Linked DNA regions of Homo sapiens: region 1 is linked to region 2. The links are chromatin loops, found by intact Hi-C in ENCODE. Cell type or tissue: psoas muscle. All regions are shown on one strand. Links, peaks and the distances in the headings refer to the core of each region. The heading gives the core; the rest is flanking DNA. Region 1 overlaps KIAA1217. Region 2 overlaps KIAA1217.

Region 1 (16,616 bases), core at 6,095-11,094, 150 kb after region 2:
TTGCCCGACAAATTCTAACAGTGCTTTCACAACAGATGGGACTGTATACTCTTCTACGCACCCTAGATGGATGAGCTACTAATACCAGAGTAAATTGAACACAACTGGTCCTTCAGAGTCTCATACCAAGACTGTTTCCACAATCAGTAAACTCACATTGCAAGGGAGATTTTTATTTTATTTTATTTTTTCTGAGATGGCGTTTCATTCTTGTTGCTCAGACTGGAGTGCAGTGGTGCCATCTTGGCTCACTTCAACCTCTGCCTCCTGGGTTCAAGCAATTCTCCTGCCTCAACCTCCCAAGTAGCTGGGATTACAGGCATGTACCATCATGCCCAGCTAATTTTTGTATTTTTAGTAGAGATGGGGTTTTGCCACGTTGGCTAGGGTGGTCTCAAACTCCTGACTTCAGGTGATGCACCTGCCTCAGCCTCCCAAAGTGCTGGGATTCCAAGGTGCGAGCTACCATGCCCGGCCTTATTAATGATTTTTGAACAAGGTACCCTGACAATTCTTTAGCCAGTCCTGCCTTGAGTTTTGGGCTACAGATTTGTTTCAGGGATGCCCAAGGTGTGCCTGATACTCTAGCAGTACCCTTTGAGAATGGGATGAGCAGCTTCTTGCTAAAAGTACAAGACGACCCCTCTCAACAGAACCAATTGCATTATCCAGACAATCACACCTTCCTACATGCCTCTCAGGACCTTCCCATAGAGGAAAGCAGGGATAAGGTCAGTACCTTCCGCCCTGTGTTTCTTAAGGGATGTGGCTTCAAGGAGATGACTGGGTGTTCTACAGGAAACTCAGCAAAGATATGCCAATATCATGACCAGAAAGGACATGCATTAACAGTGAAATTGTCTCCTTTGGTTAATTTTTCTGTACAAGTCCCCAAAGTGGTGCATTCCTAGATTTATTTTTTACAAAGTCTGCTTCTGTTATGGGGATCTGGCTTTGACACACATTACAAGTATTTGACCAGGAAAATTATCCCTAAATCACTGCCCAGTTCACCAAGATTTAGACAAATTCACGTGGTCCTCAGTGAAGTAGCTTCCTCCTTACTGTGCTCAGCAGAATATCAAGGTATGATGTCCTCATTCCTGACATTTTTTTTTAAAGAAGGTAGATTCAGTTTAGCAAGATAGCCAAGAAATAATATTACTTTAAGCAACATGGCTACATTTATAACCTCTGCCTTTTGGTCATCTTTATAGCTCACGGCAGAAACCATACATTTGATGAGTTGTCATTTTCCATTGCAGAAGGTAATAATCCTTGAAGAAAATCAAAATCAAATCTCTGTTTCTTGTTCAGGGTCATCGTAGTGGTAGGTAAGTAGAAAAATCAGAGATGCAGGGCTATATATTTTTTCTCCCCTCACTTCCTAAACATAGCTATTTAGCTCCAAATGTAAACTCCTCTTTTTGTTGTTATTCACGTTCTCACTGAAAACGATCACTACATATTAGCAGTCTCCTCACACGCAGTACCCTCCCCTCTGATGCCAGCTTGCTGCTGAGACATCATTTAGTTCAGAGAAAAGACAATGGAAATTGCTGACACTTGTGCCAGATACCCTGTGATCTGATATGCTGGAAAAAAAAAAAGTCAAAATAGCATTTTGGAACAGTGCTAGGCACCATGGGTAAAAGTGGACCAGAGATAAAAGTTCTTGAGCTCGTCAAGCATGTAAGGTCTATATGGGGGCAAAAGATAATATATATGCAATAGATGGACAGGAAGAATGAAGAGGCACATCACCCTGGGTGCAGAAGGAGTCTGGGGCAGTAACTGCTGAGTTTAAAGGGGCATCAGGGGAGGAGGAAGAGTGTAGGTGAGGGAGGTGCGAGGGTTGCTCTGAACTGGGCAATAAAGTACAGGGCTACCCACTCCCAGCCTGGTCTTTCCTGATTGGACTGAACAGTAGTCACCTGATCTTAGCTGGATCAATCAAATTCTCGCCCCTGGAAATGTCTTTCCTGATTGGGTCAAGAAGTAGTTACCTGAACTTAGCTGGTCCAATTAAACTCTCAATTGTAAATTTAGATCTGGGACAGAGGATCTATTAGTCAATGTCTACAGAGAACTTGAAACAACTTAGTTTTCAACTTGAAGCTGTGGTTAACGTGGGCAGGAAAAGTGAAACAGAAAAAAGTGCAGAGAAAAAAAATAAAGCGAATCTGTATTAAAAAACAGAGATGTGAGACCCCCACGATCTTCAGAGAGCACAAAAGATAAGACAGCAGCCATCTGGGGTCTCCTGGGCTTCCCACTTTCTGTTTCCAGTACACTGTGGGGTCCTTCCAATGAATTCCTTCAATTAATTCAGTTTTTGTTCTTGCACTAGTTTGGGATAACGGTGCCTTACAAGCAAACCACCGCTGACCAACACCAATTCTAATGGTTCCTCCTGGCTAAGCTGCTAGGATGCTCACATATTCATATTAGTAAGAACCATGGAGAAAGCTAAACTCTCTGGAGCTTATTTCCATAATCATAGTTCCCATTATTTTATATTTCATAGATGAAAATTTCTAAAGAAATATTTCCCCCAAATTTATGAGGGGTTACAATACAAGGATGTTGATTTTATTTTGCAAAGTAAGAGGCATTAAAGAAATCTTACTCTCTGTGGTATCATTTTTTTACCATAAGAAAGGAAAGATACTTTAATACCAAAAAAGGGGGAAGCAAACACAATTTCAGGTTTGATCTAGTGAAAAATTCTTTATGTTGGAGTTAGTGTTCTCATTTTGCCTCCGGTGAAAACTTTTCTCAGTCATGCATGGCCTACAGCTTGGTGTTTGAAGCTGCTACCCTAAGCTGCTGAGTGGAGAGCTATGCCTAACTGAGGAGGAAGCAGGGGATGGTGGGAATATTCTCTGAGCCACGTGAGCAGGACTCAAGGGTCTGTAAGACTGGATTTTCCTCCTTGCTCCATGGAGATCCATGACACCAATCTCCCTCTGTTTCCATCACAACCTTGTAAAGACTTCCCCAAATCATTAGGCAACCCCAAACCCGCAAACCCAAATGGTAAGCCCTTTGGGGTCATGCATGAAGGGGGTGGTCTGTATAATCAGGCCACCTGAACCCCACTTGTCCTTTCTATTCTTCTCTTCTTCGAAGGGGTCTCTCTGTCACGAAGACATTCTGGTGTCATTGGCTCAATGCAGCTCTCTCCTCTTCTGCATCTGTGATTGACCCTATAGAAATATTCTCTTCCTAATGAAAGGATGAGGGAAGAAATAAAGGACCCAACATAACAGGTGCCTGCTGCTCTGTATCAAGTAACTGTCATGTGGTAACCTAATTTAACCTTCCCTGTAACCTCACACTACTGATTACCACTGAGAAAATAGAAAAAGCAGCTTGCCCTGAAACTCTACCAAATGAAAGGAGCAAAGATCACGTGTGGCGCACTCCAGAGTTGACACCAGTGGTAAGATTGGTTGGTTGGTCATTCATTCATTCATTCATTCAGTCAGACAGGGTCTCTATTGCCCAGGCTGGAGTGCAGTGGTAAGATTATGGCTCACTGCAGCCTCGATCTCCCAGGCTCAAGCGATCCTCCCACCTCAGCCTCCTGAGTAGCTGGGACTACAGGTGTGTACCATCATGCCCAGCTAATTGTTTTAATTTGTAGTAGACGAGGTCTCACTTTGTTGCCCAGGCTGGTCTCAAACTCCTAAGCTTAAGCGATCCTTTCATCTCAGTCTCCCAAAGTGCTAGGATTACAGGTGTGAGCCACTGCACCCTGCCTAAAATTTTTATTTAACCAGGAGTCTGGGAATGCTAGTTCTAGTTCAGCTTCTGCCAAAAACTGGTCCACATATAACCTCGTTGAGTCACAGGTATCTCATCTGTAAGGCCAGAGGTTGAGCTAGTTGGTGTCTCAGATCCCTTGCAGGACCAAAACTTTCTAACTCTAAGTACACATCATATAAGAAGAAAAGATCATGTCATCCAGAAAAACAGTTTACTGAGATTTCCTTCGAATTATTTATCCTATAGCACCTGCTCCATAGATATATGTAGCTAGGTAGTGCTAAGATCTGGCTTTCCGCATTTATGTCCTCAAGTGTATGCAACATAGTTGAACAGCATTAATTTTTAAAAGACGGTCATGATTTCATTTTAACATCATGAACAAATATTTGCTGAAATGTTCACCAAGTGCACTGTTCTGCGAGGGAGATCAGATTTATTCATATTCTTTGCAATGCTATTGGATTTGGAGATAACAACAAAGATAAAAGAAAGTTAGAGCTAGAGGTATTGATGATGTATTTTTCATTCCCGTTTTCAGACCCTTAAACCCTAAATTGAAATGCCGAGGTCCAGAAAATGAACCTGCAAATGTAGCTTTACGTAATATGTTAATTGCCAGGAACAGTGGGGTGTCTGGCTAGCCAAGGTATTCACTTTGCTTCAGATTACGTTCTATTGTGAAAAGAAAAATCAACATTGCCGTGATGAAGTTTTACTTCATCCTAATTAATGCCCAATTTGCCACAGGGCATTTGAAAATACAATGAAGTTTTCCACATGCAAATGTATTTGGAATGACTCATTCCTAGCACTCATTAAAGGACATGGTTAATTTAATCATGACATTCAGACACTTTAGCCCCATTTCTTTCACTTGTGAAACTTTCAACTCAAACCCAGTCAAAATTCTGATTTCAGTTGAAGAGAACATTCTAGTTGCTAGGTACTTTTATTAAAAATTCCAGGAACAAAATATTAAATTAACAAATAAATCATCCACAGAATTTAGGTTTTCTCTACCATTCCTGCTTCACGGTACTCCAAAGGAAAATTAATAAACTCTCACTTTGGAAGCTCTACGCTTCTAAATTTGCTTACAGAGTCCTTTTTACAAGCCACAGTGCAGTTGCCTTTTTCCCATTTTCTGCTCTCCTTCTAGTTTCCTGTCTTTAATGTCCATGCTGGGTTGAGGACTAAGGGTGGGAAGGAAGACAGGGAGCTCCATCGGGCACACCTGGCTTCTATCTTATCTCCCATCCTTACATAAACCCATCCCTGGTGACAGCATCAGCTGAGGCCTTCTTCCTCCAGTTGGCCACCACCTGCCATTCTCTGGTGAGTCCTGTGACCAACAGCCAGGTGTATATTTCGAACAGCGAGCCCTGGGGTCAGGTACAGTGGCTCACACCTGTAATCCCAGAACTTTGGGAGGCCTAGGCAGGTGGATTGCTTGAGCCCAGGAGTTCAAGACCAGCATGGGCAACCTAGTTGAGACTCTGTCTCTACAAAAAATTAAAAAATTAGCCAGGTGTGGTGCTGCACACGTGTAGTTCCAGCCACTGGGGAGGCTGAGGCAGGAGGATGGCTTGAGCCCGAGGTTGAAGCTGCAGTGAGCTAGGGTGACACCACTGCACATCAGCCTGGGAGAAAGAACAAGACTCCCATCTCTAAAAAATAACAGAAGAATACAAAATTTAAAAAAAGAACAGCAAGGCTTAGCTATGCATGTCTTCTTGGCAACTTCCCACGGCTTCTGTGGCTTATGGACAGAAAAGCAAAATCTGAATGATATCTCCCCAGTGCCATTCTTGCAACTATGATCACTCTGGGTAATAGACTGAGACACCCATGATTCTAAAATACAACGGGTGGATGTGAGAACTGCAACACAAATGGAGAAGAGAACTGTAGTTAGTTTTATTATGATCTTGCAATTTTGGGGTGGGTCTGGCATTAAAGACTCAGAGAAATGGTGGTAGAGGAGAATAAATCAGCAGCTTTTGTTTTTAATAGAAACCTTGGGTGCAGGCGCTAGAGGGTCCTGCTGTTAATCTACAGTACAATATACACACACACAAAATCGAGTGTTTAGTGGACATCTGGATGCTGGATGTGAGCAGTTTGTGGATACTTGCCAGGATGACTAGTAACCAGGAACTTCTGGGCCTTACAATAAGATAGATCTATATTCACTAACCACATTTTAATGCCAACTTCCAACGGTGCATATCTGAGATTCTCACGTTTCTCCTAGCTTAAGTTGAGGTCTGATAATTAGTATTTCTCTTCCCTGACTTAGATAAAGGGGAAGCATTTTCTCTAGGATTTATTTTGATGAAATATCCTTGATACACTCAGTTTATATCCTGTTTCTTCAACGCTAATATTTCAACACTTTTCTCCCTTTTCCATCCAAAGAGTACCCAGACGTTATTCATGATTTTCACCTGTGAAAACAGAATGGCATTTGTTCTGGATGGAAATCAGACGATTCAGCAGTTGGGCAAAGTACAACTGCATCTTTTGTTTCCACATTTTCCTTCTCTGTGTGTATTATTTCATTATCAGATTGGAAAGATGAAAGGGCAGTGATACCCATTACCCGCTGCCCACGGGCAGCTCATATGGAGCCAGCCACAGTCATCCCTGCACTGAGGCATCCTCTGTGTGGAGCGAAGTGAGCCAGGCAGGACCCCTCTGCCAACCCATTGTCACCATGCAAAGCCCCCTGCCTTCCTACAGCTGCAAACAAACAAATGACAAGGACACCTCTGTGCAGAAAAGGGCTCTTCCTCATTGTTTAAAGAAGCACCACACTATGCAAATACTCTCCATAGAGTATTATCTGTGTGTCAGATTCATCTTCTGAGGTATTGTTAATTTACCTTGTCCTTGTGGTTGTCAGAAACAACAAAAAATTTATGGAACTTCTATTGCTAGCCATCACCTCCTGGGAAACTTCCAAGCCTTTAAGTTCCAAGGTCTTCCCACAGGGAAGGGTTGTTAATGGTATCCCCATGCTACAGAGGCCACTCTGAAGACTCTCTCCCTAAATTGGGGTTAGAAGGTAAAGGTATCTGGAAAAGACGTCTGGACTTACCTCCAGAAGGGGAAAGGAGGAAGTTCCTAATTGCGCAGGAAGAGGGGAGTGGATGACTTCCCAGAGCCAAGAAGAGGGTGGCAGTTTTGGTGTCAGTGGTGGCGATGGTGCTCTTCAAATTGGGAAGACCTGTATTCCATTTGCAAGAAGTGACCCACAACTGGGAAGATGGATGTGTGACATGCTTAGAGTGGGTGGAACCAGGTGCTCACACTTAGGATACTTGGCAAAGGTCCCCATAAACCTGGATGCAAACAGGCTGCACAGAAAGCAATTCACTATAAGTCCCAGGAGACTCAGAGGCCCTGGCCTGGTTTTATTGGATTGGACAAGCTCCTCAAGATTTCCTTATGACTCCAAGTGAGGGGAAAATGCTTCCCCTTAATATGATGAGGATGAATTTCTCAATAATTGCTGAAGCCAGGATAGATTGGTTTGATTTGGGAAAATTAAGAAAAGTGGTAGTTCTTGTACTGGAGTGTCAGGAAGCAAATCTGTACATATTACATCTTTAATAGAATAAGTAAATCTTGAAACAATTTGGAGGGCTGGTTAACAAATTACAATGTCTGTGTACTCTAGAGTACTACACAATCATAATAAAGGTGTTTTAATGGAATTTTGGGGTATAATTTAGTAATTGGACACAATAGAGCCAAATGCGAGCATTAGTTTTCTTTTGATGGTGGGATTACGGGTAACATTCTTTTTAAATAATTTCACCTTTTATTTTAGATTTAGATTTATTTTGGCGTGCAGGTTTGTTACATGGGTATATTGCAAAATGCTGAGGTCTGGGGTACAATTGATCCCGTCACCCAGGCAGTGAGCATGAAACTGACCCAACAGTCCCATAGATTATTTTTTTTGATAAACTGAACAAGAAATTGTTCTGGTCTCAAAGCTGGAAACCAGTATTTGTTTTATCTGAGTTCCTTCCTCAGGAAACACCTTTAGGACTCTCAAAAAAGTATCAAAGAACTGAAACGCACCAGATCACCACACCAGATGCCACACCCCTCATTCATCATGATTGTTTCCTTGCGCCTTCTCAGTTGTTGTTTTCTTATGTGTTCTTAACGTTTCTTTCCTGCTATATAAACCCCTAGTTCTAGTCAGTCAAGGAGATGGAGTTGAGACTGAGCTTCTGTCTCCTTGGCTGCAGCACCCGATCAAAGCCTTCTTCCTTGGCAATACTTGTCTCAGTGATTGGTTTTCTGTTTGGTGAGCAGCAGAACCTCGACCAAACCCCCGGTGTTTTTGTAACAAGCGTAGTATTCAATGGGTTTTCAACCCTTGCTCTCCTCCTGCCTCCCCACTCCAGGAGTCCCCAGTGTCTATTATTGCCATCTTTATACCCATGTGTACCCAATGTTTAGCTCTCACTTATTAAGTAAGAACATGCTGCATTGGGTTTTCTGTTCTGCATTAGATTGCTTAGGATAAGAGTGACACACTTTCTTTATTTCTCCAAAATAAGAATATGTTGTTTTTACAAATCAGAGAATTACTAAATAGGCATGATATTTTTAAAGAATAGATCAGAGGAAGGGAACTTTCCCATAAAACATTTAGAATCCAGAAGGATTCCTGTCTATGGTGACCTGAATGTATTCATGCCCAATTCCTGTCTTCTCTTGTGTATTCTGTATGATTGGATTCTAGGTTTAAGAACTTGTCATTAGAGATGGCCCCTGAAATGACAACACAAATGCATGGGGAAAACATGGGAAGGGAAACACGTTTTCATTTTCATGCCATGCAATATTTGGCAAGAATCCAGTTCTTACAAAACTTCCAATTCTACAAAACGATACAGTTAAGAAAAGCGCCAAGGCCATCAAATCAATTTCAGACATGCAGATTGCATTCCACCTTTTAAAGAGACAGACTTCCACATCTGTAGTTCTGATACCATTATAGTAATTTAATTTAAAGGCTCTTAAAATTTGATTCTAGGTAAATTTGGAATTTTAGCAATTTTCTATGATCCCAGAGATATTTTCCACCTTTCAACCCTTCATAGTTTGTAGATGATACAGTATTCTTTTTTTTCCCTTGAAGAGGTTTGGTTCCACCTAGAGGAGCTGCTAAATCTGTTGCCTTGCAGAGGAGACAGGGGTTCTTATCAGATCAGAAGGCAGGGTGGCCTTTTCAACTCCAGGATTAGACATCAACCTGCCACCTGTCTGCCTTGTGGCCTACCTGTAACATGACATAAACTCTACTGAAATACCACCTCAGATTGACTGCTCTCTGACTCCTCCCCAAAGCCAGAATGAGACAAAAGCTATTTAAAGAAAATAAAGCCTAGCTCAACTATGATCTCCATTTAGCATCCTTCTACCAAGTTAGAAAATTAGATCATCGGTAAGTTCCAAGTCTGGATCTCATTAACTCAGACTTTCACCCCTTTCAGAAATACGTTCATGCAATTTTTATTCAGTGATGTGTTTTCTTCTTTTCGTTTTGCCGATACAAAATTAAAAGCCTGGACTAGGTGTGGTGGCTTACACCTATAATTGCAGCACTTTGAGAGGCTGAGGCAGGAGGATAAATGAAGCCAGGAGTTTGAGACCAACCTCGGCAACGTCCCATCTCTACAAAAAACCAACATGAAAATTAGCCAGGAGTCGTGGTGCACACCTGTAGTCCCAGCTACTCGTGAGGCTGAGGTGGGAGGATCCCTTGAACCTGGCAGTTCAAGGCTGCAGTGAGCTATGCAGTGATCATGCCACTGTACTCCAGCCTGGGTCACACAGCAAGATCCTGTCTCTAAAAAAACAAAAGCCACATGAAGAATACTGCTGTTTACTTGTTGGTCCTGCCTACTATGCTGATCAGTGTACCTTTTATAAAGGCACGAACAATGTTTCTTTCACAATTTGAAACAAAGAATATGATTTTGCTTCCTGAAGGATTAATAAGTATTACCTTGTCATATGTAAAATATCATGTATGTCAGGAAGCTTGAAAGTAAATTTAATGTCCAAGCTAATCATAGTACCTATATTTTAAAATTTGCTTCCTCTTCTTACGAGATTTTGCTTTTTGATTTTCAGTGTATCTACCTTAGGGTAGATGTCTTTTTTTTTTTTTTTTTTTTTGAGACAGAGTCTCGCTCTGTTGCCCAGGCTGGAGTGCAGTGGCGTGATCTTGGCTCACTGCAGGCTCCGCCTCCCGGGTTCACACCATTCTCCTGCCTCAGCCTCCCGAGTAGCTGGGACTACAGGCGCCCGCCATCACGCCTGGCTAAGTTTTTATATTTGTAGTAGAGATGGGGTTTCACCGTGTTAGCCAGGATGGTCTCGATCTCCTGACCTCGTGATCTACCTGCCTCGGCCTCCCAAAGTGCTGGGATTACAGGCGTGAGCCGCCGCGCCCGGCCAGGTAGATGTCTTTTTATTGCAAGTTGCCTTGAATACAACAATTAATTTATTCTTTCTCTCCTTTCTTTCTGAAACAAGAAAAGTAATGCCTTATCAACAAGTAAAATGTTGAACAGGCTTTGGCTGCCAAAATCCTCATTGGTTGAGGTCTGAGCAAGACTGCAGATGCTTTTGTAATTCAGAAAGTCAGGAATGCACTTTAAAAGGCTATAGGATAAAAGGTGTCTGTGTGAGGATTGCTGTTATTATACTGATAAAAGGAAAGAAACCTGCTTGTAGCCTTTGAAGTCTCAAGTAAAATACAACCAGCAAAACATGGTGCTAAGTACACATCTTAGAAGGCCTTCTTAACAAAAGCCATTTTTAAGCTCATCTCTGCAACCTAGGCTTCAGTGCTTTATGGAGAGGATGTGGGATCCCAAGCCACGGAATCGTACCCCTAAAACTTAATTGCATTGTTGCCAAACCAAAGAGGCTTTCCTTGCTAGCAAAGGCCCTCACCCTCAGTGAGGGTATGGGCTGTGCCATGGGAGAGCTTATGATGTCCTCATCACCCCACAGTGGAGAAGGCCACAGGGAACTGGGCAAGAGGGACTCTTGTGGGTTCCTGGGGTCACCAAGGCTCAGAGCTTATGGCCAGACCCTCCCCATACATCCTGGGAATAGCGTTCACTGTTAATTTCAAACACATTCCCCCTCCCGCCAGTCCAAAACAACCACCACTACCACCTGCCCAATTTCACTGGAATGATTTTCAAATGAAAACACACACACACACACACACACACACACACACACACACATAGTGAAAGTTCTAACTAGCTTTCTGCACCAAAGATTCTGATTTTCCTCTAGTCCTGCTCTAGGAAAGTATACCAGTGTTTGAAGAGATGGACAGAAGACAAAATTTATAATGAGAGAACTTACTGTTTTTATCAGGTTATTTTATGAAAAGCAGACTCCAATCCTGCCATGAACTCACGGTGCAACTCCATATGAAACCTTTCTGAACCTCGGTTCTCACTTTTATAAAATAATCAGAATATCTACTTGATAAAGTGAGAAGTAATTGGAAAAATGTTGCATGGGACAGCAATTGGTAAATTATAAAAGATGCCAACCATTTAGCTTTCCTTAGGTAGTAAGCTGGTGTTACTCTCAGTAGGGTGATTCTAGATGGCTCAGCTTCCTACTGTTCTTGGGAAGTCCCGTAGCTTCTGGGATCCTATGTGAGAGGAGAAGGGTACAAACAAACCTTTAATGGATCCACCATGCCTTCATCTTGGTCTTGTGAGATAGGTAAATAGTTACATCCAATTTCAAAACAGAATTTGACATCTGGAGAGGATCTGAGAGTTACTCATTCACTAAAGGGGGAAGATCACCTTCGATTTCCAACCTTAACCTTCATCCTATTCCATCTCTGAAAAACAGCATTATAATTTAAAATGCTTGTAAATGCCAAAAAAGCACTTCAAGAAAAATTTCAGATATCCAATTATTTGCTGATATGGAAAAAAAAAGAAAGAAAAGGAAAGTCAGTACTGAAGATTTATTTGTTTCAAGCAGAAGAAAAAAAGAATAGCGGGAGGGAATCCCAAACTCAGTACTACTTATGATGGGAAAATCCCACTGGGCAATGTCAAATCTCTATTCTGAAAGTAGGAATAAAGGTTAATGGCAGGGTGTGAAGTTGTAGGGAAGAGCTCACTATGCCCTTCTTTTCCCTTTCTGCATTTTAACTTAGTGCACAATACATGCGCACGGAAATAATAAAGATGCCTCTATTTTGCATGAATTTTAGGAATGTGAAAATGATTAAGAATAAAATTAAGGATAAACACTCATCAGAATTGGGATGATGTGTGACATGAAAATTCTCTTTAGTGTCTAAACTTGAACTTTAATGTTTATTTGTCTGGGCAGGAACTTTCTAAATTGAGCTTGTTACCCTAAAAAGAGATCAATGAGACTGATTATTAAGAAGGGGAAGGTAAAGAGATAAGCATGGTCACTGAAGACTGACCAATGGGAAGGAGGTCACTTTTGTACAAAGCCAGATGGCCGAACATTTCCTAAGCACAACCATTACCTAGCTGTGTGACCTTGGGCAAGTTACTTAACTTCTCTGTGCCTCAATCACCTCATTTGTAAAATGGGGATCATAGTATACCTCCCCCACAGGGTTGCTGTGAGAAGTTAATACTTGTAAGGCACTTAGAACAGTGCCTGGTGTATATAAGTTCTAAAGAAATGTGTTTATTTCCATTATGATCATTATTAAAATGTATATAAGTAAAATGATCTGGACCCAACATTGGACACATTGGAACTGAGCAAAGCAGAATGACATAGCTTTGGGATTGTCAGAATGATTCAGGCTTCTGTTTTACTGCCATGAGTATTCTGCTGGAGCAAGCTGGCAAGGATAGGATCTCTGCTTAGAGATGCCCACTTTTCAAACAATTATTCAAAGATCTCCAGCTTGTGGTTGCATTACTGCTGATTCCACAATCCAATCTGTGGAAAGCAAATTAAATATTTCGAAGCAAGCATGCAATTAGTGTTCATTTTAATACTGACTCTCATAATTTTTAGAAATGCACATATTTCAGAATGCTACAAGCACTTGGCTCTGATAGTTTTGAATCAGGGATTGGGGTAAACAGCGAAAAGTGCAGGCGTTAGTGGCTGACACTGATTAGAATGGCACTTGCAGGTGAGGGAAAGGTGCAGGATGAGGGTGCAACTCGATGCAGAAAAAGAACAGGTAGAGTACTAACTCGCTGAGACGATTCAATTTTCATCAAGTACCTTTGAATGTCAAGTTCTGCCTGAAGAGAGATCAGCATGCCCTTCAAAGCCTGTGGACCAGGAGAAAACAAGAAAAAAATAGGAAAGAAAAGGGGTGAAAACATGAAGAGAAAAAGAATAGGTTGACCAAATGGACCACCTATTTATTCATGATGAAAATGTAGCACGGTTAACTCCTCTTCCCCGAAAAGAAAGAAAAATGATGACAGTTCCATCCTTATATTTTAGAAAGACATGTTGAAGCCTTAACTAGCAATGGGTTTGCCCCAAAATACCCTGCCATAGGCGCTTCTGAATTCACCTTGTATCATTGGAGAATGTGTCATATTAATCCACCATCCCTGAGGTTGTCCCAGAGCTGCAGGGAACTTACTAGAGCCTGCCCAACCCAAATGAAATAGCTTTCTTAGCCAGAATGCAGTCTGAGGCTGCCATCTTGATTGTCACTGGCCCCGGGCTCACTGGCCACTAGATTGCTCCACGAAAGCAGGCCTGTGAGTGCAGTGCTCTCTGCCCATGCTTTGCCATGCAGGAGGGCACACCCAAGGTGAATACATGCAGGAACAGAAGATCCACACTGTAATTCAGGGCACAAATTCTAATATTTGAACCTGGTGGACCCTGGAGTGTGCCTTTGGTTTACAATGCTTACTGTGCAAGCATTTAAATATTTTAATTCTCATTGATGCCACTGACTTTATTTTTATTTTTATTTTTAGTTTTTGACACAGAATCTCACTTTGTCGCCCAGGCTGGAGTGCAGTGGCGTGATCTCAGCTCACCGCACCCTCTGCTTCCCGAGTTAAAGCGATTCTCCTGCCTCAGCCTCCGGAGTAGCTGGGATTACAGGCGCCCACCACCAAAGCTGGCTAATTTTTGTATATTTAGTAGAGATGGGGTTTAACCATGTTGGCCAGGCTGGTCTCAAACTCCTAACCTCAAGTGATCTGCCTGCTTCGGCCTCCCAAAGTGCTGGAATTACATTTGTGAGCCACTGCATCCGACTCATTTTTGAGCAACTTAACTTTTTAAAAAAACATGGCAGTGAAATATTTTTTTGTGACTTAAAAAATGAAAATTTCTATAATCCTCATGCAAGAAGAGTGACTTCCTCTTGTGCCCAATATCTGCCAGTGGGGTGCCATAGCTGCATATCTTACTGCACACGCATATACACATATCCATAAGGACTAGTAACATATAGGAGCCTCTAAGTACCGTCATGATTGAATTATACAATATCCATGATCCATATCACCATTGTGTATAGATTATATATATGTGTGTATATTACTTAGAACTTAGTCCCACACATCAGACACAAATTTCCACTAGAAGAAAAAGAACACTTGAACACAGATGGCTACACTCGAAAGCCAAAAAGCCAAACAACAGGTCTCCAGACAAAAACTGTACTAAAATATTCTACCCAAGATGCACATAGGGGTTAAAAAAATAAATAAATAAATAAAAGAACTTGAAGAGACCTTGAAGAGAAAAAGGGAGTGACACTATTAGAAAAACAATTAGCTAAAGTGACCTCATAAAAGCCCTTTTCTAGGTGAATATATTCTCACCAGAAAGGTGAGGGTTGCTTAGGGCCCTCTGATTCTCTGCTCTGAAGTTTACAGGCTTCATCAACTGTGAAAGAAATACCCTGAAGTAGACCACAAATAATAAAGCCCTGCAGATGCATGGTAAATAAAAGTGTAAGATAAAAACAGGATGATAGATTTGAAGAGCTGCTATGGACAGGGAAAAGGGGGACAAAAAAAAAGCACAGAAAATCACAGAGCGATGATAAGTAACACCGGCTGCGGGAGGAGAACCAGGACAACCACAGCCCTTCAGAGAGGACCAGGAATGGAAAGTGGTAATGGAAGAGACCGGAGTCCCAGTGAGTCTGCCAGGAGGGACAAAGAGACCTCAACCACTCTCTGCTAGGTGACCCTCATCAGAGGAACTTACAACAAAGAAAATGAAATATGGAGAAACGGGGGCAAGGAAAGTCGCTACAGCCATTGCTTTAGACAAATATCATCTGAAAGTCAAGAAAGTAGGGGAGGATGGGTGAGGTGGCTCACTCCTGTAACCCCAGCACTTTGGGAGGCTGAGACAGGAGGATCGCTTGAGGCCAGGAGTTCAAGACCAGCCTGGCCAACATAGGGAGACTCCCATTACCACAAAAGATGAAAGAAAAAATTTAGCTTGGTGTGGTGACAAGTGCCTGTAGTCCTAGCTACCGAGGGGGCTGAGGGGGGAGGACTGCTTGACCTCAGGAGGTCGAGGGTGCAGTGAGTACAGTGAGCTATGATCACACCAACGTACTCCAGCTTGGGCAACAGAGAGAAACACTGTCAAAACAAAACAAAAAAAAAAGAAAGGAAGAAAAAAGAAAGAAAGAAAGGAAGGAAGGCAGGCAGGCAAGAGAAACACACAATTGCTCAAAGCCTCCGAACTGTGGAGCAAACCCCTAGTCTACCTGTTACATCTTTTCCTGCCTTTGCTAACTAAGGTCACGGAAACCTAGAAGCTGGAAGAATCTCCCACCATCAGAGCAGGGAAGGCCCCGGGATGCTGGAGACGTAGGAAGCCCTTCTCAGAAGATGCAATGGAATAAGCTCACGAACTTTAGGCCTCAGGATCCTATAATCACACATAAGTTTTCTCAGGATTACAAAATGAACCTCACTGAGAACCTTTTTTCGCTTCTCAGTAGGTTCCATCTGTGTGGAAAGTTTTGAGCCCAACAATAAGAGCAATAAAAAAGAAAACTGGATTTTATTAGGCCTCTCACATATACCTGCTAAATCAACGTGGAGCATTTACAAGCTTGATTTACGGCTTTGACTATACGATAGAAAATTGTTCTTAAAAAATAAGAGCGGGTGGCTGGGTGCGGTGGCTCACGCCTGTAATCCCAGCACTTTGGGAGGCTGAGGCGGGTGGATCACCTGAGCTCAGGAGTTCGAGACCAGCCTGGCCAACATGGCAAAACCCCATCTTTACTAAAAATACAAAAATTAGCTGGGCGTGGTGGTGGGCGCCTGTAATCTCAGCTACTCAGGAGGCTGAGGCAGAAGAATGACTTGAACCTGGGAGGCGGAGGTTGCGGCGAGCCAAGACTGCGCCATTGCACCCTAGCCTGGGCGACAAGAGCAAAACACTGTCTCAAAAAAAAAAAAAAAGTGGATGAGACCAGAGTTGAGTGTTTTCAGTGAACTTCTGGATTATCTATGCTAATGATAATCAGTAGTTTATCACATATAAAGAGGTTAGATCAAGATTAAAAGAATGGGCCTGGTGCGGTGGCCCATGCCTGTAATCCTAGCATTTTGGGAGGCTAAGGTGGGCTGAGTGCTTGAGGTCAGGTGTGCAAAACCAGCTTGGGCAACACAATGAGACTCCATCTCTACAAAAAATACAAAAATTAGCTGGGCATAGTGGCACACGCCTGAAGTCTCAGCTACTTGGGAGGCTAAGGTGGGAGGACTGCTTGAGCCCAGGAGGTGGAGGGTGCAGTGAACTGAGATTGTGCC
Region 2 (16,616 bases), core at 5,446-10,445:
ACAGAGATTTGTTAAATAAGAGTGCCATCATACTGACATCCTTTAAATGTTGAGATGTTTAAAGTGGCAAGACGTCTTAAGTGACGGATCTGCCAATTCTTAGGAGGAAATGTCTTTCCCTCCCCTGCCCTACTAGGTACTGGGAATAGAATCACACTCTGTCAATCACATTTCTGTACCCTTGTGATATGCGTTTTTAAAATAGCTGGCTCTGATTAGAGGCAAGCCAGGGCCCTTGCGACACAGAGAAACCACCTAGTGTTCAGAGGCCCCGAGGCTGCGACCGTGGCTGTGGCAGTTTTGCCAGGTCGTCTCGATATACCCAACCTGACCTCTCCACTGGTGACTTTCAGTAGAGGCAGGAGGGTTACGACAAGGTTGTTGGGTGATAAAGCAAATGAGTGGAGGAAAAGTTACGAGGCAAGAAGAAAAAAGAAGTAGAAAAGACAAATGTGTTATCGGAGCACTGGTACCAGCCCTTGATAAAAAGAATATTTAAAAACATAATATGTCATTTGATCTTATGATTTTTAAGACAGGGTCTCACTCTGTCGCCCAGGCTAGAGTGCAGTGGCGTGATCTTGGCTCACTGAAGCCTTGACCTCCCTGGGCCTGGGTGATCCACCCACCTCAACCCCCTGAGTAGCTGGGGCTACAGGCACGCGCCACCATGCCCAGCTAATTTTTGTATTTTTTTTGGTAGAGTTGGGACTTTGTCATGTTGCCCAGGCTAGTCTTGCACTCATGTTCCAGTGATCGACCCGCCTCGGCCTCCCAAAGTGCTGGTATTACAGGTGTGAGCCACCACACATGGCCTCATGTCATTTGGTCTTAAGACCTAGTTTTCTCTTTTCATTCTGACTGCTCTACCGTTCATTCTTAGATGACTATAGTAATTTCTCATCCAGCTCTCTTAATTCTAGACCCACCACCTCAATCAATTCTGTACGTTGTTTCTAGATTAATTTCCAGAAGATGCCATTTAAAAAAAATCACGGATTAGAGCTGCAGCATTTCTCTGATACCTTCCAAATAAACTCCAAACATCATGGACTGTTTTTCAAGCACTCAAGTCAGTTTCCAGCCCATTTCCCCAGTCTTAGGTCCTCGTTCTTGTTCCACTTAGACAGGCTTAGTCATGGTCCCAGACTTTGATCCAGCATTTTAGTATCCTAGGATGCCCTCACCACCCTCCCATGCTAACCAGGTTCCACTTATCATCTAGATGTGTGGCAGACCCTCCCCAGGCTGCCTTCACCTCAGTGGAGTGCTTGAAGCCGGCTTGTCCTGGCCCAGGAGAGCTGATTGTTACATTTCTCCCAACTTCAGCAGTAGTGGTGTCATGTCATAACTTGAAATCAGCCATGGTTGCGATATTTACACCATGGAAATTGGCAAATGCCACACACAGATCTGCACGCACCCACTCTGCCCCCCCACCCCGCCGCCACAACCGCTACCAGAGAGCTGGTTGTTAAACATTTACCAGCACACTGCTGTCTCACCTTCCTACAGGCCAGGTGTCTCACCTTCCTACAGGCCAGGTGTCTCACCTTCCTACAGGCCAGGTGTCTCACCCTTCTCTGAAACCACATGACCTATCTCTTAACCTGGCCACTGAATCCCACTTCCACTTCCAAAACCCTGTCTCTGATCCATACACAATCATGTCATCATCTGACCTATAAATGCTTTAAGGGAAAGGTCCATGTATCAGACTCCTTTATGGGGTTATGAGAAACAGAAATAGGACTCTACCTCGATAGACACTGCCCTGTTCTTGGCACTCACACTGTGGATTTCTTCAATGAACAAGCTCTGCATGGCAGACCCATTCATGGGTATCTGTGGGGACTGCGGAGCCTGCGACATCTGCAGAGTGGAGGTTGCTTCCTGGGGGACGGCTGGGGAGCTGGCCACGTGAGGCAAGTTCTGAGCAGGGTTCAGCAGGGCCACGGAGTGCTGGGAGGGCTGGATGACCACAGGGGAGCTCTGCGCGTGGCGAACCATCATGCCGGACAAAGGCACCACTTCCGACTTCGCATCGCCAGGGGCACCTGTGCTGTGGAAGGGCTGGCCGGAGGTGTGGGCTGCCTCCTCCTGACTCTTCAGGACTTCTGCGGCTGTGGCCTTTTCCATAGCCATGTACTGTGCGGCTTGGGCTGCGTCCGTGCCTTTCAGGAGCCCATCAGTGACATGTCTAGGAGAAACCATGCACAGCGGCATTAACCCTCATGTCACTTTCTCATGGTGGTATACTTGCAGGCTATGTCATCCCAAAGCCAGGTGAGAGTCACACATCCCAAAGCTCAGAGTAGCCGCTTAGGGACATGTATAGACATATCCCTTTCTGCTGGTGCAGTTGTGCTCAGACCCTTGCAACTCCATCATTGTTTGGGGGGTGGGTAGAAGAAAATGAATCATGAGTCTAACAGCAGCCTCTCTAACTCCTCCGCCTGATTCTGGCCTATGCAGCCCTCAAATATGCTTAGTTCTAAGCCAAAAGTTTGCTTATTCCCTCCTCCTTTCACTGCCAAGCATCTTGGGTGGGCCGCCCACATTCTAATTCCTTCTGTTTGCTCTTCTGTATCTCAACCTGTTGCTCACTGGCTTCCCCACCTGGATTCAACGAAGTCTTGCCACAAGGTACACAGTGACTCGAAATCTAACGGTCGTGTTTATTCCTCAACTTCCTCTGGTGTTTGGAGTCATTTGAAGCTATATGTCCCTCCCCACCCATGATGTAGTGGAAAAGACAGAGTGTCTGGTGTCAGATCTGTGTTTGAATAGCAGTTAGTTCATGCTTTATATAACGTTGAGAACTTCGCCTCTTTAAGCCTCAGGTGCTTTTGCATAAAATGGAGTGATGAAGATGGGGATGACGATGGTGATGATAATGACTTCCTCAGGACCTGTCGTTAGGACTAACATTAACATTGTAAAGTTATGTGTGAGGCAATGTCAAACATGGTACTTGACCTCTAATTTTTAGTTAGTCCCTCATCCCCTTTTTATTATGTTACTTTTTTTTATTTGAAAAAAGACATTGCATTCTATAACTCTTCTGCTACTCAGTGCTCTTTCTTTTGCTGTTTCTTTTTTTACCCCAATCCCTTAGATTCTTAGAGATCCCCAAGGATTTGTTCTCTCCTTTCCCTATCATTCTGCCTCAACCATCTCTTCCATTTTCTTTTCTTTTAAGAAACAGGGCCTCGCTCTGTTGCCCAGGCTGGAGTGCAGTGGCTCAATCCTAGCCCACTGCAGCCTCAAACTCTTACGTTCAAGAGATCTTCCTGCCTCAGCCTCCTAAGTAGCTGGGACTACAGGTGTATACCACCCTTCCTGGCTAATTTTTAAAATAATTTTTTGTAGAGATGGGGTCTTGCTCTGTCACCCAGGCTGGAGTGCAGTGGTGTGATCATAGCTCACTGCAGCCTTGAACTCCTGGCCTAAGTGATCCTCCCATCTCAGCCTCCTGAGTAGCTGGGATTACGAGCACGTGCCACTGCACCCAGTGATCTTTCCCATTTTCAATAATCATCTCCATGAAGCTGACTTCATGCTCTGTCTCCCAGGCTGGAGTGCAGTGGCACAACCTCGGCTCACTGTAGCCTCCACCTCCTGGGTTCAAGTAATTCTCCTCCCTCAGCCTCCCAAGTAGCTGGGATTACAGGCACGCCACCGCCTGTAATACCTATGGGAATTCACTATGTTGGCCAGGCTAGTCTCCAACTCCTGACCTCAAGTGATCCACCCACCTCAGCTCCCAAAGTGCGGGGATGACAGGTGTGAGCCACTGTGCCTGGCCAGTGAAGGTACTTCTGGCAACACAAATTTTGCATGCATATGTGTTTTCAGTGAGTGTGGAGTCCTGGAATTTTCTTTGCAGTGAAATTCCTGAATGTCTTTTGGTCTTTACTCCACTGTGACCTCTTCGGTGAGCAGGTTTACCTTTGGTAAGGAAGCCTGGCCCAGGCCACTCAAAATGCTTTGTTCCTCTTTTCTAGGTGGGACCAACAGTCTCACAGATACTCCTTCAGGAGGTCATTTAAGAAAGACTTTGTTTACTTCTATTACATTTCTTTGAACTGAATTCATCTATGCCCCTGAAGTGAAGGAGGCTAATAAACTATTTCAATCAATTTTTCAACTTCAAAATGTTATTTTAAAAAACCCACCTTCCGATGATTTTTTTAAAAGAAATGGAGTCTTTCTCTGTTGCCCAGGCTGGAGTGCAGTGGCTCAGTCATAGCTCACTGCAGCCTCATACTCCTGGGCTCAAGGGATCCTTCTGCCTGTACCTCCTGAGTGGCCACCACACCTGGCCTTTCAGATGATTTTAAAACAATGTTTACTGTGTCTATTAATTTTAAACCCTAGGATGGGCTCCACCTAGCAATCCTGTGTTGAAGAATTAGAACCTCAAGCCATATTGCAATAAAAGTTCAAGGGTGAGAAGGACTTGGGGCTTTTCCTCAGGACACTGGATGTGTCCTGGGAGCATGGTGGAAGGCTGAAGTCCCAAACGTCCACTCTCGGTTTCCCAGTGCACCCCTCCGCAGGCCACCCCCAGCACGATGAGGGCCCGGTCACCTCCGCAGCATGGTCAGGACGTCTGTCATGCTGCGCACACGCTTCAGGAGACTGTCCAGCTTGTGTGGCTCCTCCTTCAGAAACCGCACGGCCTCCACTTCTATGCGCAGGATGGCTCGCATCTTGTTTTGTAAGGTTGGAAATTCTCCTGCAGGCCCAAACCAGCAGGTGAATTGGAGGAGAAAAAGCCAGAACGACAACCCTCATCCCGCACTCCGATACTGGACAGAGAAGTGCAGAGTTCACAAGCCACAGGGTGGCTCACACATCTTCAGGTGGCAGTGGGTTAAGAGCACAGAGGAGCATTGGAGAAACTCACCTTGGGCAAGGGTAAAGCTCCTCTAGGCCTGTTTCCTGTCTGTGTATTTGGGATAAAGCCAATTGACCATTAGGGTTATTATTATTACTTTTTAATTTGACTGGCTGACAGGGTCTCACTCTGTCATCCAGGCTGGAGTGCAGTGGCATGATCAGAGCTCACTGGAGCCTCAAACACCTGGGCTCAAGCGATCCTCCTGCCTCAGCTTCCTGGATAGCTGGGACTATTTAGGTGCTGCACACCACCATGCCCAGCTAATTCAACTTTTTTTTTCTTTTTTTGAGATGGAGTCTCCCTCTGTCACCCAGGCTGGAGTGCAGTGGCATGATCTTGGCTTACTGTAACCTCCGCCTCCTGGGTTCAAGTAATTCTCCTGCCTCAGCTGAGTAGCTGGGACTACAGGTTTGTGCCACCATGCCCAGCTAATTTTTGTATTTTTAGTACAGACAGGGTTTTACTCTGTTGGCTAGGCTGGTTTCGAACTCCTGACCTCAAGTGATCTGCCCGCCTCAGCCTCCCAAAGTGGCATGAGCCACTACGCCTGGCCAGAAAAAAAAAAAAAAAAAAACTTTTTTTTTTTTTTTAGAGATGGGGTTTTGTTATGTTTCCTAGGCTGGTCTTGAACTCCTGGCCTCAGGCGATTTTCCTGCCTTGGCCTCCCAAAGTGCTAGGATTGCAGGCGTGAGCCACCGTGCCTGGTTACAGGTTTTTAATTTAATTTAATTTTTTATTTTTTGTTTTTTATTTTTATTTTTTGGAGACAGGGTCTCACTCTGCCACCCAGGCTGCCAGGCTGGAGTGCAGTGGTGCAATGGTGGCTCACCATAGCCTTGACCTCACAGGCTCAAGAGATCCTACCACCTCAGCCTCCTAAGTAGCTGGTACCACAGGCATGCACCACCACACCTGGCTAATTTTTTTTTGTGTGTGTGTGTATATATATATATATATATATATATTTTTTTTTTTTTTTTTTTTTTTTTGGTAGAGATGTGAGTCTCTCTATATTGCCCAGGCTGGTCTTGAACTCCTGGGATCAAGTGATCCTCCCACCTTGTGTTTTTAACGGGTTTGGCACATGCATCCCGGTGCACTGTAAGAGCCTAGCAAATAGAAAGTGTTACTGGAATCATTTAGTGTGAAATCTTACAGCACCCACTCTAATACCAGCTCCAAGAAGAGGGGGATGTGCACCTACTTTGTGCTGTGGGGTATCCCAAGTGTCCAGAACAATGCCTGGCACATGTAGACGTTTAATAAATACTTGCATACATGAATGAATCCTCTATGTGGCAGATTTTTAAACACCGCAGGAAAGACAGCTCAGACTCCTCCCCCGACCCAGCAGAAAGTTTACCTTTCAGGGTAGCTACAGCCTCTCCCACTTGACGCAGGAGGAAAGCCCCGTCTTCCACGTCTTTCAGAGTAACCAATCGGCTGGCTGCCGTGGAGTCCTTCTTCAAGTCTTCAACAAAGTCTTCCAACTCGCTGCGGGAGCAAGGACACCAGCACATAGAGCTGAACACGAGGCCTCACAGAGGAAGAGGAGGGGCCGAGTGCCCGTCTCAGCCTCTGATTTTGTGTAGAGCCCCAGCTCCTCCCCCCTGCCTTTCGTGTGGTGGTGGTGGAGGGGGGTCGCTCATCTTTTAACAGTGGCTGGGAACATTTTGCAGTGGTGTGAGGCAGGTACAAGGAGGGTTTTCCAGGGAATGTTCTACATTGGCCAAAGGGACGATTGTGCCTGGCTAACAGAGGACCGAGTCTTTTTATTCAGTGGTGCTGATGCCAACAGAGGGACAGAAGGAGGGATAGGTGGGAGGGTGGGGTAGGAGAGAGAGGGAGAAAGAGAGAAAGAGAGAGAGAGGGAGACCGACCTGCGGTGCAGTAAAACAAGAAGCCCACAGTGGTTAATATCAGGCTTTTCAACTTCAGCATTTGACATTTTGGGCTGTGTAATTCTTCGCTGTGGTGTGGGGAAACTGCACGGTACGATGTTTAGCAGCGCCCCTGGCCTTCATCTACTGGATGCCAGTAGAAACCTTGCCTACCCCAGCTTGTGACAAACCAGAATGTCTCCAGACCCAGACATTGTCCAATGTCCCTGGGGAAGGGGGAGCAAAATTGCCCCTAAATGAGAACCTCTGGTTTATACTGATTGTCTCATCAACAAGGATGAACTCTTCTCCAAGCTACCAAGAGAAGAAATGATTGCAGAAAATAAAAATGACGACAGACGTGGTGTCTGTGGATAGAGGGGAATGCTAGCTCCAAGAGACGGAGATCGGAGACGAGGTCTCACCCTTGAGAAAACAACCACCTCCTTGGCCACATTACTAACCCCATCCTAAACACCTATAAATCTACGGAGAAAAATCTCAAAGGAAACAGGGATAAAGAACTTTCAGAAATGCGGACCACTAGGGGGCAGTAAGTGAACAGCGATTCCACCTCCTGGAGCCCGGATTGTGGAGCCAGCGTCCGAAAGAGAAAAAGGAATGCACAGTGTCGTCTGCAAACTGATGGCCCTCGAAGGCCCTTTCCACTTAGGTGGGCAAGTGGATGGAGCTCTGGATCGCATGGCAGCTGCGGGAGGGGTTCAGGCAGGATGCCACATGTGTTCAACAGGATCCAAGGGAAAATAACAAATTCCTCCCCTGCAAGAAGTGGGATGGAGTTTTTGGTGATGTCTTTGATTCTGTTATGAAAAATAAACCAAAATTGCTTGTGGCCATTTCAGATGAAATGATGCTACTTCAGGACCAGAGGGAGAAAGCCTCATCTGCTCATTGTCCACGTCTGTGAACTATGGAAAGGGGCCCAGTGTTCTGTGAACACACCCACGGGAAACTTCCTACAGCTATTGGATTCTTGACACGAAGAGATTGTGCCACCTCACTGAAGGGCTCTAAATAAATATGGTAACTTCGTGTGGAAAAGTTCTTTTCTATTGCACAACCAAACAGAATGACTTCCCTGTATTGACTGGACACAGGGTCCAGTCCTGCAAAGCTTTGCTGGAAGAGCTAAGGACCAAATATTTTCCTGGTTCCGTGAACAACCAACATGTCTGTCAGTGCGTAATTAATACTTCAAGGAGCTGTCATCTGACTCAAAGTCAGTCTGCCTAGAATTCTGTTTTGATCTCTTCTATACAATATGCCTCTTGGATTTCACAACCTTGCATACGGAGACGCTTAAACTTCACAGCTTTATGGAATATACAGAAATGTATATTGATACAATTGTACACAACAATATCACTTCTATGCAAACGTTTATGATACCTACTTTAGATAAAACATTAAAAATCAAATTTGTTCATTCAAAAATGTAACAGAGACATGGGGCTAAAATGAATGCTGGAAATAAATTTTTGACATGGTAATCAATATGACTTTTAAAATATCAGCTTTGCTCCACAGAATGTCAGATATTCATAGACGTCACAGTTTACAGCATTCTATTTGTTTAAGTGGCTTTTCATCCTAGCTTTGTTAAAAAGAAGCATGCAGTTTGTTGGAATGTATTTCACTTGACTGTTATTAGAAGACCAATTATTATTTTCATGTAGAAATTATCTAGACCCAATTTCTTTTCATAGTTTTATTTTTTTATTTTTAGACAGTCTCTCTCTGTCACCCAGGCTGGAGTGCAGTGGCCTGATCTTAGCTTACTGCAACCTCCGTCTCCCGGGTTCAAGTGATTCTCTTGCCTCAGCCTGCTGAGTAGCTGGGATTACAGGTGCCCGCCACCATGCCCAGCTAATTTTTGTATTTTCAGTAGAGATAGGGATTCGCCATGTTGGCCAGACTGGTCTCTAACTCCTGACCTCAAGTGATCTACCCACCTTGGCCTCCCAAAGTGCTGGGATTATAGGTGTGAATCACTGTGCCCAGCCCATCTCTTCACAGTTTTAGGCCCAAGTTTCTTCTCTCTGCCTTCTGAATGGCTCACCAGTAATTCAACCTAACATGCTCCACAAGGAGACTTATATTCTAGTACTTGGAAGAAGAAGAAGGAGAAGAACAAAAAGGAGAACGAGGAGGGAGAGGGGAAGGAAAGAGGGATATCACTGTTCTGATATTCCAGAGTTGAAATTTCTGGCTTTTAAAAAATAAGCTCTTTTTAAAAATCGACGCATAATAGATGTGAGTTTTGGGGTACATGTGATAATTTAGTACATATAATTTGTACAGATCAAATCAGTGTACTTGGGATATCCGTCACCTTAAATATTTGTCTTTTCTTCATGCTAGAAACATTCTAGTTCTTCTCTTCTAGCTATTTCCAGCTGTCTTTTATAACCTGCTGTCTTGCCATTCAGATCTAGCCATCCAATCAGTTAACCTACTTTATACCTTATGGAAGGAAAATTTACACTACCATTATTAAAAGGATATATATGTATATAGATATTTTTAGTTTTTTTTTTTTTTTTAACAGGGTTTTGCTCTGTTACCCAGGCTGGGGTGCAGTGGTGTGATCGTGCAGCCTTGACCCGCCAGGCTCAAGCCATGCTCCTACCTCAGCTTCCTGAGTAGCTGGGACCACAGGTGTGTGCCACCATGATCGGCTAGGGTTTATTTTTAATTTTAATTTTTATTTTGTAGACATTGGGTGTCCCTGTGTTCCTGCGTTGCCCAGGCTGGTCTTGAATTCCTGGGCTCAAGCGATCTTCCCACCTCAGCCTCCCAAAGTGCTGGGGTTACAGGCATGAGCCACTGCACCCAGCCAAAAGGATATATATTTCAAAAGGTGTTTTAAAGAAGAATTTTGAGAGCTAGTCTTAGACGGTGAATACCATAGGACGTTTTGCATTTGACTTCTTTCTTACTTCTACTATGTGGTTCAGGCCTCACTGCCTTTTGCCTGACGGATACAGTAGCTTCCCATATGGTCTCCTAGTCACTGATCTATTTTCCTCTTAATCAGTCCGGCACATGATCACCAGAGGGACCTCTCTCCAATACAGCTCTAGCTTTGCTACTTCCTTGATCAAAAACAAAAACCAAACAAACCCAAACACTCAGTGTCTTCCTCATCATTCTAGGCAGTAACTCTCAAATGTGAAAGTGCTTCAGAATCACCGGCTTTGTTTGTAAACTGCAGATTCCTAAGCCCCATCCACAGAAATTGTGAATCTGGGGTTGAACCCCGGAACTTTCAAGAAAAGCCAGAAATCCAGGTTTCTCTTACAGAATCTTCCAATCTCTGTAGGCACAGCCCAGACAGGCATCAAGCAGGTATGTGAGGCCTGAGTATGGTCTAAGATACAGGAAGTCAGTGTGCAAATGGGAATGACACTCCCCAAATATGGGATGTTATTAGTATCTTGCACCCAACTCTGCTGCCTAACTGGACTGCTCCCCAGTTCTCTAAAGACATCTTGCATTTTCCAGGCCAGAAACTTGTTGGTTTGCAGGGTTCTACTGCCTGGAAGTCCTTCCATCTCTAGCCTCTGCTGATGCAATCTCCCCATCTTCAAGGCCACCTCAGTTGAGTTTAACAAACCATTTCTTTCTTTCTTCTTTCTTGTTTTAGAGATTGAGTCTTGCTCTGATATCCATGCTGGAATGCAGAGGTGCAGTCATAGCTCACTGCAGCTTTGAACTCCTGGGCTCAAACGATCCTCCTGCTTCAGCCTCCTGAGTAGCTGAGACTACAGAGGCATGCCACCACAGCTGGCTAATTTTTTATTTTTAGTAGAGACAGGGTCCTGCTATATTGCCCAGCCTGTTCTTGAATTCCTGGTCCCAAGTGATTCTCCCACCTCAGCCTCCCAAACTGCTGGGACTATAGGCATGAACCATTGTGCCCAGCCTAACAAACCATTTCTGAAACTACTATGTGCAAGATACTGTTTGTGGCCTGTGGGTCATACAAAGAATGACTTCATTCAGGTTAAGTCTTCCTGATCCCTGGGTTAGTCTCTCTTTTGTGTGGGTACAACTGGTACCTGTAAATCCCCTGTTCGGGGCTATACTCCTATTTATCAGGTTGCCTTTGCTAGACTGAAGATCCTCAAGGGCTCTTTGCCTCTTTTACTCATCTGTGGCCTTCCCACAAATCCAACCAGATAAAGCCCTCTTATGATATGTTCGTTCCACTACCTTTTCTGTCTCATTCCTATGCTAGGCTGTAATCTCAGAGTATTATTGAGATTAAAGATGGCTTTTCTAGGCCAGAAGTGAGAATTATCTCAGCTAACCAATAAACACAATTTTTAAAAAGAAGAAATTTACTGGCCGGGCGTGGTGGCTCATGCCTGTAATCCCAACACTTTGGGAGGCTGAGGCAGGTGGATCACCTGAGGTCAGGAGTTTGAGACCAGCCTGACCAATATGGTGAAACGCCGTCTTTACTAAAAATACAAAAATTAGCTGGGCATCATGGTGTGCACCTGTAATCCCAGCTACTCGGGAGGCTGACATAGGAGAATAGGCTTGAACCCAGGAGTTGGAGGTTGCAGTGAGCCGAGATCATGCCACTGCACTCCAGCCTGGGCAACAGAGCAAGACTCCAACTCAAAAAAATTTTTTTTCATAATTTTATTGGAAAATTTATATAAATGTTTTTAAAAGGATATATATTTTTATTTTTATTTTTACTATTATTTTTTGAGACGGAGTTGTGCTCTGTTGCCCAGGCTGGAGTGCAGTGGTGCAATCTCGGCTCACCACAACCTTCCCCTCCCGGGTTCAAGCAATTCTCTTGCCTCAGCCTCCTGAGTAGCTGGGACTACAGGCACACACCACAATGGCCAGCTATTTTTTTTGTATTTTTAGTAGAGACGGGGTTTTGCCATGTTGGCCAGGCTGGTCTCGAACTCCTGACCTCAGGTGATCTGGCTGCCTCGGCCTCCCAAAGTGCTGGGATTACAGGTATGAGCCTCCGTGCCCAGCCAGGATATGCATTTTAAAAGAAGTTTTAAAGAAGAAACTGGAGACCTAGTTTTAGATAATTGGGCTGTCACAAAGACATTTCAGACAAATAACAGCCTTACCAACTCATGGTGGGTGATTAACTCTGTCTATAAATGTGTGAACTAAGTAGAATTTTGGAAGCTATTTTGAGATATGGATGAACAGCAGCCTAATTTAATTTATTAGGAAAAGAATAACTCAAATTGATGTTTTTTTCCCTCTAGACTGCTGAGAGGGACACTCTAATTTTAATCAAACACATTAGGTTGGCATCCAGGGCGACACGAGCCACAGCTCCAATAGGAGATAGGTGACTGAGCACAATGCTTTCCATCATGGAAATCTTTTCTCATTATGGCCATGAGAAGAGTTTGCAAACTGCTCCCTTACAATCCCCATTTGAAAGATTTAAGTTTTCCAAGAAACAAGAGAATTATCAACACTGGAGAAACCCCTCAAAATTACTATTCATTATACTAAAAGGTGAGATAGTTCTATGATAAATCTTCATTGCATACCAAAACATACAATTACCATAAAAGATGTGCCTGCCTGGTGACGGGGGAGTAATAAAATTCTGCTCATTTCAATAGTAGGACTTGATAGATGCTTTCAATAAGAACCTTAAATAACATTCATAACAGCTAAGGAAGCATTTTTCATTCTGGATCAGATACATTTTACATTTAAATTCTTCTTTTGCAATTTTAACTACAGTTGAATAATAGGAAGATAATTTTAGAGCTGTGTTATTTTGGCCATTAGTTTTAATTTATTGAGATGAAATATAGGCTTCCTATTTGCCATTGGGTTTTGCCATTTACTCCTTTTAATTTTGTGTGTTGCTGAGCCCTGGAGGAGAGTATGAAGCTGCAACTCTCTCTGTTTTTTTTTTTTTTTTAAGAGACAGGATCTCCCTGTGTTACCCAGGCTGGTCTCGAACTCCTGGACTCAAGCAATCCTCCCGCCTCAGCCTCATGAGTAACTGGGACTACAGGTGTGAACTACCATGCCCAGCAATGCCGCAACTTTTAAAGAAATTCAGTCACCTGAGGGCCACTGAATTTCCTGGGCCTCCATGGACAGGTGCTGAAGTGTCCACATATACCAGCATCAGCAGAACTCTAACTTTTACACAGTAGGTGCTCAATAAAGAGAGGGCAAGACCACCAACTGGGAAGGACCTCCTTCTTAGTAATGATAATTTTCCTTTGCAGGTGAAACAGCTCAACATGCAAGTGACTGGCACTCACCACAACTTCTTGACGATCTTCTCTTCCTCATGAAGATATTTTTGTCTCTCTTGCTCCACTAGGACGCGCTGTCGCTGCACGGGATCCTCCAGTCTCTTCATTGTTTCCATCACTTTGCCACTGATTTCCAGCTCGGCCTTCTTCATCATTGCCCTCAGCAACTCCTGGTTCTGCAGCTGTGAACACAAAAAAATCAACCTCAGTGGGCTCTGCCTGCCTGAAATGGAGGCGAGTGAATGCCTTGAAGTCTTCGGAGCACTTTGGGTAGACAGCCCTGCGGCTGAATCTTTACTTATTTCAATGAGAAAGGAAAGGGAGCAAAGACTGTACATAATGTGGCTTCTTCCACCAACATCTGAATTTTGGCAGCCAACTGGCAACCAGACTGCCTGCAAGACAAAGGATCCTTTTTCTACTCTGGTCAATGCATCATGGACAACAGGCGTAAACTCTCACTGATGTATCTTTAGAGGGAGCAGCACAGGGCACCTGCTTTGGAGCCAAGAAGACTTTGGGTCTAATCCCATACTCTCTCTCTAGCCCACTGTGAGACTTTGGGCCCATTATTTAGACTCCCTTGGTCTTCATTTCCTTACCTCTAATGATGGGGAATCCACTTTCCTTGGCCATTCTTGAGGGTTACATGAAATACCGCATGGTGTAGAATGGGAACTCAACACGTGGTGATTTGGCTATGAAATACGTCAGTATCAGTTCAAAGAGGATCTGTGTCCTTTTCGTTCACATGGTTCCATGTACCAAGTACCATGAAATCACAGATGCTTAAAACATAGGACTTTAATGTTGGCAATGATAATGATTCTGGATGAGTCCAGGGCTTTTGGCAATTTATGAATTTCTCTAGATTGGAGGTAGGCTACCTGTATACAGAACTCACAATTTCCAAACAGTTCCGAGAACATTCTTGTTTCTCATCCCAGAGAATATAGGAGGTGGGAGCTTTATTCAGGCTTCGCAGGAGTCTGGTTGAGCACTTGAGTCCCTGGAGCAGGACAATTTTCTAACAGCAGCTCCATCGAGTGAATTCACTCAATCAGCCTCCATCACAATAATGATATTATGCCTAGTATATTATCCCCAAAGTTCCACTGAAATATCATTTAACAAATTTCAATGGTTTCCTGTTTTCCGGTTTCATGGACTGGTTTATCATCTCATGGGGGTGATGATGTCTTTGTCAACTGTCCATTATCCATGTAAATTGAGGGGAAATGCAATCTGACCATGTCACCACCTGCTTAAAGCCACATCATGCCTTCTGTTTTCTCTGAATAAAGATAAAACATTTCAACACAGGCCACAAGCAGAACCACCATTAGGTCCCAACATCAGCACTGCATGGTGATGAACTGGCCTCTGGGGAAAGACTGCCTGGGTTCGATTTCCAGTTTTACCACTTAGTAGATGTGTGTCCATGGGCAAGCTATTCACCTCTGTGTCTATCCAAAAAAGGGGTAGTAATATCTCATAGCTCGTAGGTTGGTCATGGAGACTCGGTGAGACAATAAAATAAAGTGTCTGGCACCAATCTAAACCTGAACACGTACCAGCCATTGCTAACAGGGAGGGTGAACTAGTGGGTGGAGCCTGGCATTTTGTCTGGGAGGGAACCACATAGAAATGTATCACTTTTGGTTACTTTCTCTACAGGACTCATGATCATGCTCTCACACCACTTTTGCTAATGTCTTTTTATTGTGGTATTAAAAGCCAGTCAGTCACTATTTTGCTAAAAGGCATCATTTTTTTGCTTGTTTGTTTTTTTTGAGATGGAGTTTCACTCTTGTTGCCCAGGCTGGAGTGCAATGGCACGATCTCAGTTCACTGCAACCTCTGCCTCCCGGGTTCAAACGATTCTTCTGCCTCAGCCTCCCAAGTAGCTGGGATTACAGGTGCCCACCACACCACCACACCCGGCTAATTTTGAATTTTTAGTAGAGATGGGGTTTCTCCATGATCATCAGGCAGGTCTCGAACTCCTGACCGCAAGTGATCTGCCCGCCGCAGCCTTCCAAAGTGCTGGGATTACAGGCATGAGCCACCGTGCCCAGCCAAAAAGCACCATTTTTAGAGACAGTGTACAGAGAACAACATCCTCCTATGCTCTCTCTGGCTGCAGCCCATTCTCCAGGCGCTGGGCAATCTGGTCGCTTCCCTTGTGGCTAATCTCCCTCCCTCCATGCACCTGGCACTCTGCTCAAGCCATACATCATTTCAGTTCTTCATAGGGGCCAGGCTCCTTTTTTTTTTTTTTTTTTTTTGAGACAGAGTCTCACTCTGTTGCCCAGGGTGGAGTGCAGTGGTGTGATCGCAGCTCACTGCAACCTCCGCCAGACTCCTATTTGCCAGGCCTTTGCACCTGCTATTCCCATCTCCCAGAATGCTCTTCCCTCCACCTGGTTAATTTCTGCCCTCCACAGAGTCTCTGGTACACTGTGTCTGGCATATTAGCAGAAAACTGAAAATACATCTGTTGAATGAATGAACTGAATGAATCAGTAACATTGATAAGAACAGGCAACAATGAAGAATCCAAAATTCTTCTCTAAATGGTTGAAACCTGCTGTGACCCATGGGCTTAGATATGTGTTGGGATCAGCTCTCCTGTGCCTTGTCTTGCTCTCACTGCGGGGATGTGGCAGGGCTACAGGTCAGCACTGTTCATATCGGTTGATTAACCACACACAGCAAAGCCACGTGCTATCAAGATGATTTGCTCAACTTCAGTCCCTGTGTCCAATCCCACAGAGCTCCTGCCTTTGAAGGGGGCGGGAATGAGTGATGACAGGGTTGTGAGGGGAAAATGAGTAGATAATTAAATGGGTCTAAGAGTGACCAATGCCTGGGTCCCAACTGAGAGATTCTCATTTTACTGGTCTGAGGTACCGTCTGGTTGTTGGGAATTTCTAAAACTCCTCATATGATTCGATTTGCCACCAAGGATGATTTCATGGACTAAGAAAAGGGCTTTTGAATAGACAGATGATGTCACTGTGCCATGAGCTATGGGGCACAGCAGGGCACCTAACCCTCCTGCCCAAATTTTAAAACAAGCTTACGTAAATCTGGGGTCTGGTTAGATAGTGGATATTAACAATGGATATCATGCTAGAAATTATTGGTGGAATATTTAAAATTCATAAAATTGAAAGGTGGGAAAAGTGAGGCCCTGAGAAGTCAAAGGACATGCTCAGGGTGTGCTCGGCAATTAGAGAGCACAGTTAGGATTAGAACCAGGTCTTCTGAATTCAACTCATCAATTTCCCCACCACCCCAAGTTGTTCTTCTATCAAGGCAGGGAGCATGCCATTTTGTTCACAGCTACAAGCAGCGTGTGGCACATGGTAGGTACCCAACATATACAGTTGACACTTGAACAACACAGGTTAGAACTGCATGCATGGGTCCACTTATATGTAGATTTCCTTCCTCTTCTGCCACCCCTGAGACAGCAAGACCAACCCCTTCTCTTCCTCAATCTATTCAATGAGAAGACAATGAGGATGA

What was found. Hi-C counts contacts between places; a loop is a spot of excess contacts. Peaks named below come from ENCODE experiments on the same cell type or tissue, not always from the same donor. Only the 100,000 strongest peaks of a DNase experiment are listed, where the experiment ranks them.
Region 1: it touches region 2 in a loop (2.9-fold over the local background); 25 of 110 quality-filtered maps call a loop at or near these places.

Annotation. Positions count from the first base shown.
Region 1 is chr10:24,363,630-24,380,245 of GRCh38, reverse strand. All of the region lies in intron 2 of KIAA1217, which reads right to left. Among named protein-coding and RNA genes, the nearest start is that of MIR603, 96 kb to the right of the region's middle. In psoas muscle, for the core only: a CTCF peak has its summit at 8,943 (motif pointing left); no DNase peak of the experiment used is centred there; H3K27ac peaks cover 2,340 bases.
Region 2 is chr10:24,509,907-24,526,522 of GRCh38, reverse strand. KIAA1217 reads right to left here. Exons shown (of 21, transcript NM_019590.5): 10 at 13,089-13,264; 11 at 6,270-6,400; 12 at 4,594-4,741; 13 at 1,759-2,200. LOC124902394 (a long non-coding RNA gene) reads left to right here. Exons shown (of 2, transcript XR_007062089.1): 2 at 961-1,051. Among named protein-coding and RNA genes, the nearest start is that of ARHGAP21, 210 kb to the left of the region's middle. In psoas muscle, for the core only: a CTCF peak has its summit at 7,332 (motif pointing right); a DNase peak (open chromatin) is centred at 7,372; H3K27ac peaks cover 2,139 bases.